Regions from separate parts of the Homo sapiens genome. Here regions 1 and 3 are each linked to region 2. Evidence: chromatin contacts called from ENCODE Hi-C or POLR2A ChIA-PET data. All regions are on one chromosome and are shown on one strand. Each heading gives the region's core, a stretch centred on a gene start or an enhancer-like site at or near the end of the contact. The rest is flanking DNA. Distances are from core to core; before and after follow the strand shown. Region 1 overlaps PHKB (phosphorylase kinase regulatory subunit beta). Region 2 holds the start of C16orf87 (chromosome 16 open reading frame 87). Region 3 overlaps PHKB (phosphorylase kinase regulatory subunit beta).

Evidence for each region. A loop is a pair of places that touch in the nucleus more often than their neighbours do. ChIA-PET counts read pairs that join two places held with the same protein, here RNA polymerase II (POLR2A). Pooled maps may share reads with other maps.
Region 1: a pooled map shows a loop between it and region 2 (9-fold over the local background). The contact joins the enhancer-like site here to the promoter of C16orf87 in region 2. A Hi-C loop is called at or near these places in 8 of 50 pooled maps. POLR2A ChIA-PET finds 5 or more read pairs at or near these places in 3 of 52 experiments (CD8-positive, alpha-beta memory T cell, OCI-LY7 and activated CD4-positive, alpha-beta T cell).
Region 3: a loop to region 2 is called in a pooled map, with 7 times the contacts of the local background. The contact joins the enhancer-like site here to the promoter of C16orf87 in region 2. A Hi-C loop is called at or near these places in 4 of 37 single-sample maps with no recorded cell type and 5 of 50 pooled maps. POLR2A ChIA-PET finds 5 or more read pairs at or near these places in 2 of 52 experiments (CD8-positive, alpha-beta memory T cell and T-cell).

Annotation. Positions count from the first base shown.
Region 1 is chr16:47,573,373-47,576,072 of GRCh38, reverse strand. The region is part of intron 7 of PHKB (phosphorylase kinase regulatory subunit beta); the gene reads right to left. Among named protein-coding and RNA genes, the nearest start is that of PHKB, 110 kb to the right of the region's middle. Within about 2 kb of position 1,317, at least 2 of the 41 ENCODE cell types and tissues checked have a DNase peak (open chromatin) inside an H3K27ac peak, as active enhancers do.
Region 2 is chr16:46,829,787-46,832,486 of GRCh38, reverse strand. It overlaps C16orf87 (chromosome 16 open reading frame 87), which reads left to right and starts at 1,307. Exons shown (of 4, transcript NM_001001436.4): 1 at 1,307-1,403. The coding sequence starts at 1,338. RefSeq lists a silencer at 961-1,610.
Region 3 is chr16:47,492,156-47,494,855 of GRCh38, reverse strand. The region is part of intron 1 of PHKB (phosphorylase kinase regulatory subunit beta); the gene reads right to left. Among named protein-coding and RNA genes, the nearest start is that of PHKB, 32 kb to the right of the region's middle. RefSeq lists enhancers at 1,870-1,939, 2,231-2,700. Within about 2 kb of position 1,320, at least 23 of the 41 ENCODE cell types and tissues checked have a DNase peak (open chromatin) inside an H3K27ac peak, as active enhancers do.

The sequences.
Region 1 (2,700 bases), core at 68-2,567, 740 kb before region 2:
CAGAGTTTCGCTCTTGTTGCCCAAGCTGGAGTGCAATGGCGCGATCTCGGCTCACCACAACCTCCGCCTCCCGGGTTCAAGTGATTCTCCTGCCTCAGCCTCCTGAGTAGCTGGGAGTACAGGCATGCACCACCACACCCGGCTGATTTTGTATTTTTAGTAGAGACAGGGTTTCTTCATGTTGATCAGGCTGGTCTTGAACTCCCAACCTCAGGTGATCCGCCTGTCTCGGCCTCCCAAAGTGCTGGGATTACAGGCATTAGCCACCACATCAGGCCTGGGCTTTTAGTGTAACCATTGCCTGAATAATGTTCATTGTATCTATTAAGTAATTTCTTATCCTTCAAACTCTTCCCACCCTTCCACCCTCTCCAGGCTCCAATGTCTATCATTCCACACTCTATGTCCATGTGTACACATTATTTAGCTCCCACTTTTAAGTGAGAATATATAGTATTTGACTTTCTCTTTCTGAGTTAGTTTAGTTTTACTAAAGATAATAGCCTCCAGTGTCATCCATGTTGCTATAAAAGATGTGATTTCATTCATTTTATGGCTGAACAGTATTTTTTTGTGTACATATACACATTTTCTTTATCCAATCATCTGTTGATGAATACGTAGGTTGATTCATATCTTTGCAATTGTGAATTATGCTGCGATAAACATATGAGTACAGGTTATCTTTTTGATATAATAATTTCCTTTCTTTTGGGTAGATATCCAGTAGTGGGATTACTGGATTGAAAGGTAGTGCTATTTTAAGTTATTCGAGAAACCTCCATACTGTTTTCCATAGAGGTTGTGTTAATTTACATTCCCACCAACAATGTATCAGTGTTCCCTTTTCTCCAAACCCTTCCAATATGTTAGTTTTTGACTTTTTAATAACAGCTATTCTGACTGGTGTAACAATATATCACTGTGGTTTTAATTTGCATTTCTCTGATGATTAGTGATGTTGAGCATTTTTTCACATGCTTGTTGGCCATTTGTATAAATTCTGCAATTTGATTTACAAAACTTCTACAGCTAACTCTACTTGATGGTGAAAGAAAAACTGAATGCTCCCTCTCAAAACAAAAATGTCTGCTCTCACCATGACTAACATAGTACTGGAAGTTCTATGTGGTAAAATAGGGCAAGAAAAGGAAATAAAAAGAATATAGCTGAGAAAGGTAGAAATGAAACTGTTTCTTTGCAGATGACATATGCTATGATTTGAATGTGGTTTGTTTGATCCTGCCAAGTCTCATGTTGAAATCTGATCCCCAATGTTGGAGGTGTGGCAAGGTGGGAGGTGTCAGGATCCTCATGAATGGCTTGGTGTCATTCCCATGGGATTGAGTGAGTTCTTAGTCTGAGTTCCCGTGAGAACTGGTTGTTGAAAAGAACCTGGCACCTATTATTCCCTCTCTTGTCATGTGATTTCTATACTCCAGTTCCACTTAGTCTTCTGTCCTGAGCTTCTTGTATATACAGCCTGCAAAACTGTGAGCCAAATAAACCTCTTTTCTTTATAAACTACCCAGGCTCCAGATTGGAGGCATTGTTAGCATGCCTCACCCACTTGCAAAGAGCAAAATAACGTGCAGAGATTTATGCTGTAAACTTTTATCCAAGAAGAAACACAGTAACTCAACAGAAAAAATGAAAGAAACTTCAGACACTTTGAAAGCTGTGGGTGGCAACCTACATGGTGAGTCAGGTGAAAATATGTCTCCAGGGTGTGAAAGCGGGGAGACTGCCTCCATGATTACACATTGACACTGGGGAACTGGGCAATCCAGGCCACAGGGGAATGTCTCAACCCTACCAAGCACTGGTGCTGATTTGGTGAGCCACAAGGAGCATATGAGAAGTGATGGCTCATGCCTGTAATCCCAGAACTTTGGGAGGCTGAAACGGGTGGGTCACCTGAGGTCAAGAGTTCAAGACCAGCCTGGTCAACATGGCGAAACCCTGTCTCTACTAAAAATACAAAAATTAGCTGGGTGTGGCGGTGCATGCCTGTAATCTCAGCTACTCAGGAGGCTGAGACAGGAGAATCGCTTGGACCCGGGAGGTGGAGGTTGCAGTGAGCCAAGATCGCACCACTGCAATCCAGCTTGGGCAACAGAGCAAGACTTCACATATAAAAGAAAAAAAAATTGTTTTGCGTGCACTCCCACACCCTAGCAGGGATGGAGGGAAGCCATTGCTGATCCTACTTCATAAGGGACCTCACAGAATTCTGCCAGCTAACTCAGACAGTGGTCACAGGTTGGAAGAAGCTGCCAACTAAAATAAGCAATCTAATCTACTGTGGGTATAAACCCCATTGATCAGAAATGAGAGGTGAGCAGGAAGCAGGCTTTTGCCACAGAGGCAGGTGCTGGGAGCCCCTGCTTTGCAGGCAAACTGGGAGGGGTGTGGCCTGGAAGCCTTGGTCTTTGTCTTGGGCAGAAGGACTTACAACCAGGGGCAGTTTTGCATGCTGAGGGCAGACTGCCTGGGACCCAGCTGTTGCCAGAAGTCTGTGAGTGTGAGACCCAATGTGTTAAGAAAGTGAGAGCTGGGTGGGTCTCACTGCTGCCTGTTACCCCTCTCCCCTCCCTGAGGATTCTTTTATGCAACAGAGGCAGTTCCGCTCCTCCGTGGAACATTACCCCAGTGGCCAGGGAACTGCCCTCGGATCGCCACTGGGGTCACAGCCTGAGT
Region 2 (2,700 bases), core at 58-2,557:
AGTTAACAATTGTTGAATAAAAAGTTATCAGTGGAATAGCCAGTCTCTGTAATAAATGCATATTGGTAAATTTTCTCTGAGCCAAGTGTACAGTTTGTAAATTTTCTTTCTGTTATGTTTGTTCTGATTGTTTATTAAGTATAACTTTGGGTCTGTCAAATTAAATATTTAAAAGTAAGCTTACGTTTTGCATAGTTGTTTTTAAATTTCACTTTTTCTTTCTTTTTCTTTTTTTTGAGACGGAGTCTCGCTCTGTCGCCCAGGCTGGAGTGCAGTGGCCACAATCTCGGCTCACTGAAGCCTCAATCTCATAGGCTCAAGCGATCCTCCCACCTCAGCCTCTCTACTAGCTAGGACTCCAGGCATGGGCCACCACGCTCAGCTAATTTTTAAAAATCTTTTACTTTTTGTAGAGATGGGGGTCTCGCTATGTTGCCCAGGGTGGTCTGGAACTCCTGGGCTCAAGAGATCCGCCCTCCTCGGCTTCCCAAAGTGCTGGGATTACAGGCGTGAGCCATTGCGCCCAGCCTCGAATAATTTAATTTTAATGTTAATTTAGTAAGTATCAGTCACGGACAGATTGGAAAAAGAAAAACATCTGATCCCTCATCTTGATAGTGAGTAGCACTGGTTTACACAGCTAGGCTGCTCCTTGAAGGCTGACACTGCATTTTATTCAAATTTTCCTGACAGTGGGACTTAGGCAATTATATATTGAATAAATAAATGAATTTTCACTCTGCTGCTGGGTCCAGTGGTCTCATAAAATGTCTATCATAATTTCTCAATGATTAGCCTTGGTAACATCTACTTAAGTTTATTAAATGCCAGGATCCACGCTACGCCCTTCACCATTCATTCCCCAGCCTTCGCTCCCACGGTCTCTGTGGGGATGGGGCGTGCCCAGCACTACGGCCCGCCCTACCTATGCATTCGTTGGTCGAACTCGACGCCCGTTACTGCCGAGTCCCGCCCAGGCCTTGCCCCCTCGTAGTCGGCCAGGCCGAGAGGAGGCGTGGCCACTGCCGCGCCGGGGCGGTCTGGCGGAGGGGGGGGAGGTCTCCCCTCGTCTCGTGATACTCTGGGCGAGCTCGCGGGCGGGCTGTGGGTCGCGAGCCGCCGTGGGAGCGCGTGTCGCGGTCCCCAGGAGCCGCCGGCCGACGCTCCGCCCCGCCCCCTTGGCGCCCAGGTCCCGCGCGAGCTCGCGCACGCGCGCGCGCGCACCCGCCAGAGGCTTGTTTGAGGCCCGCGGGGACTGGGCGGGCGGAGGCCGGGCTGCCGAAGTGTGAGGGGAGGAGCCCGAGCCGTCGCTGCTGCCGCCGCTAAGGGAGAGGAGCATGTCTGCAACTCGAGCCAAGAAAGTGAAGATGGCCACCAAATCATGCCCCGAGTGCGACCAACAGGTGGGTGCCGGGGGCCGGGCGCGCGGGCGGGCGGCAGTGGCTTGGCGGCCGTTGTCTGTGGAGGGGGGCCTCGCCGGGCTCCCGGAGGCCGAGCGGTGGGCAGATCCTGGGGCCCGCCGGCGGCGGCGGGGATCCGGGGCCGGTCGGGCTGCACCGAGGGGTTTCCCGGGAAAAGCCCGGGGCCGTGGCCCGCCAGCGTCCACCTGGCGGCGGCCAGACGGCCAAGCCCCTTCTTGCTGTGTCCCGGCCACTGGAGGAGCGCGCCTTTGGTGGGCTCACCGGGCGGCTGTCTGGAGCCCCAGACTCTCCTCGCCGGCGGCGGTGACAGCGGTGGGAGCCTGCGGGCCGCAGCCCCGGCGAGAGTGTGCCGCACGCCCGCCTCCGAGGCCAGGCCCTAGCTCCGAGAACCCCTCCTGCGGCCGGGGCGGCTTTGTTCCCGGTTCCGACGGGTGCGGGGCTTCCCCAAAACGGCCCCTCCGCGACCGGGGCGGGCGCCTGAGTGGGACAAAGGGGGCCGCGTGTAATGATTTTGAGTTTCGGCGAATTTGGAGATTTTTTCCCCTTCCTCATCTATTTATTATATTTTTGCTGTGCAATCGCGAATCCTGCCTTTACATCGTTTTTAATGGGTCATGATTGAATAAAGCCCCTGTTTAAGCCCTTCCTCCTTTTTGGGCGCTCCTAACTTCCCCACCCCTCGCAGTATCCACTGTTACAAATTTGGCCTGTCTGCTTCCAGATCTGTATCCCTGTCTGTCTGAATGTCTCTGTGTGTCTCTCTCTCTCTCTCTCTCTCTCTCTCTCTCTCTCTCTCTGTCTGTCTCTCTCTATCTCTCTATCTCTCTATCTCGTTTCTTGAATTTGAAACGATTCCTTTCTACATTGAGTTCATGGTGTAATAGTTGTAATTTAAAACATCTCATTTCAGTGATCGCTGTGTTGAAGCGTGTCTCAATTCTTTACTGGAATAATAGACATTCCTTTAAGCCTTAACATCTAATGAGTTAAAACTACTTCAGTTAAAACCATTCGTAAGGCCCTCGTTTGTTACCAACATGTAGATCTGGGTGTGTTTTTTCCTTTTCCACTGAGTGGATTTTTTCAAAATGACTACCTTTCTCTCCTCCCCTCCCCCCACCGCCTTTTTTTTTTTTTAAATCAAGAGTAATTTGAAATGGCTGGAGACTTTTTAATAAGCTGATTTTAGTGCATTTTTCAAGGAGAATTCTTGTAGGTTTTTCAAATCTTTTAACAGAAAACATGTTACATGTTTTATTAAGTATCCTTTATGGGCTGT
Region 3 (2,700 bases), core at 71-2,570, 660 kb before region 2:
ATGTTAACATTTTAAACAAAAATAGGACATCTGGAAAGCATCAATGCCAGTAAAAATGGAGACAGCAATTAATAGAGCATGAATTCCCAAAGCAAATTAAAGAGCTACAAAATAACAGAAAATTCTACTAAATGTTCCAATTGAAATGAAATTGTAAAATGTTAATTTTTCTTTTCCATGCTTTTCCCATTCGCATTATGTCTATACGCAAACATCACAAAGTAAAATAAAACTTATCAATGATAGGAGAAAAATAGCTCAGAGCAGACTGAGCTAGGTGAGGTATGCAAAACTTACCAGGCTCAGGAAGACAAGAGTAAGGGACTTCAATCACACTTTCCTTCCTATGCACCCACACCCAAGGGCCATGTTTACAGGCATTTTTGTTCCTGACTAGCTGCCTTACCCATTATCTTCCAGTTCCTGGAATTTGTGATACAAAGAACAATATAGAGCTAATCAATAACTTTTATTATATTAATATAAGTTACTGGAAACACAACTTAGAAGCTGCCTCTTTCCTTTAAAATCCACCTGTAACTGATGCTAATCAGAAGATATATTCAGGGCAGCTTCTATCTATGCTTCCACATAGATTTAGGCTTGAATACTCTATAATGAATCACATTTTCGGAATCTAGTTATTTAAGGTTAACATTTTGGTACCCTAGATGAGATCGGAAGTGGACCTCTAGAGAGCCCCACCACTTTACCAGCAATCAGCACCTTGGTACCAATACGATAAGTCCTCCTTCACCCAACCTTGCCAAAGTCAGCAGGAATCTCTGCTAAGGCCCCTGTTGGGATCTGAATCCTCCTGGCTTGATTAAGGATTAAGACTTTATTCAATTTGTACATATTCTTAACTAGTTGAGGTTGGAAGTGAAGCTCTATAAAAGGCAAGAGTTTCATTTGTTATTCTCTAGAGATCTGTTGACCTCGGATTTGTGACTTTCATTTTTCTCTGAAGTTAAGGTTTTATTTTGAACTACTAGTTGGAGTTTTTCAACCTTTTCTATAGTTTAAACTTTGGTCTTTGAAAAGAGGAAGTGAATCTTTGAGGCTTAAGTGAAAAACATGTAATTTTAAAAACCAGTTAAATTCTGAAGCTTGGTTCAATTGATAAATCTAAAATGTTCTTGAGTGACCAAAATAATAAAAGGCTCTCATGAGTCCCACTAGGTTTCTGGTCATTCAGGAAGGAAAACGAAAATTATGGACAACTATCTCTAAAACCTAGACTTTGTCCTTAAAGGGTGACCCACCTTTAGAAACACCAGCTGGATTTATATTTAATGCTTATGGTGCCTCTTCATGCTAACATTTAGAAAACTGGTCACACGTAACTAAAGACGACCCCAAATTACAACGGTCGAAATAGTGTACTTTTAAAATACCTCAACTAGTTTATCTGTACTCTCAATTTTAAAAAGCTAGCTCTAAAATAAAATAACTAGGAGAGCTATTTTCAATGATACTTAGAAGTTTCTAAAAGAGGTTCTGACAAAGTTATTTCTTTGCAAAAGGAAAATGTAAAATTTTATAAAGTGACTTTTAAAATGAAAAGTGCTGCTGAAATTGTTCCTCTTCCTCTTTCTGTTTATTCTAACTGCTCTTCCCTTCCCCCCTCCTGCTCCTGGTGTACTGGCCTCATTTCAGGAATGAGACAGCAAGCATAAAGAGGTCCCCAGAGAACTTCCAACTGGCCTGCACACTGGGAGGAGTGTGCAACGGGGTGGAGCCTCAGGAAGTGCGCACTGTTTGCCAGAGGGAGGAGCCTGATCTCCCCTGTTCCAGGGTGGTACCTAGGATTCAATCTATGAGGCGGAAGCCAGCTAGCAAGACTTTGGCTTTGCTGAGACTCTCTGTTTACCTTTGTTTTCCTTTTTGCCCGATAAATTTTTCTTGCCCTTTAAAGTGCCTGCAAGCCTAATCTCTCATGGTTGTGTGACAAGGACCCCATTTTTAGGTGAACTAAGGAGAAAGTCCTACAACAGTTTAGCACCCAACGTGGGGCTTAAGAAAGGGTGAGTGAGATGCAAACCAAATCTATTTTTATCTCATTTTTAAGCCTTTTCATCCTCAGACTTCTGAGGGCAGGGGAAACCATGCCCCAACCCCTGTCACTCCCAGGTGTTGAGAAGGTCAGCCTCAGTCTCCATGGCATTTTCCTTTCTTTTTTGTGACGGAAGGGCGAGCAGCAGCTCCCGCCACCCTCCCCTCCCTGCCAAGGCTGGGGTGCGTGAACCAAGGGTGCCCAACAGCAGGCAGCTCTCCCTGCCATGCATCCATAGAGCCTTCCGCTCCCCCAGCCAGAAGGTCCCACTCCCTTGAACAGTAATGAAGTCTTTCTCACTGATGGAGGCATCCATTTGCATAAAAATAAGAGGTTCCTCTTTAGGCATTTTAAACTGGTTTTTTCTTTCCTTTTCTCCACCAGATCAGCAGTTGACTTTTAAATTAGCTTTTTTTTCCTTTTAGAAGACATTTTAACTAGGCTAGGAATGATAAGGATCACTGTTTATATTCTCAGTAGAGTTTTAATTGTGAAAAAGGATTTGTGAGGCTGGTCTTAATCTGTAGCCAATCTAGTGTACTTTGTCCATCTTTCCATAGCAAACTTTGTGGCAGGCCTCCATTCTGTTTTACATCCTTGGGAGCAAGGCCTGCAACCACGTGGCAATGTTTTGTTCTAGCCTC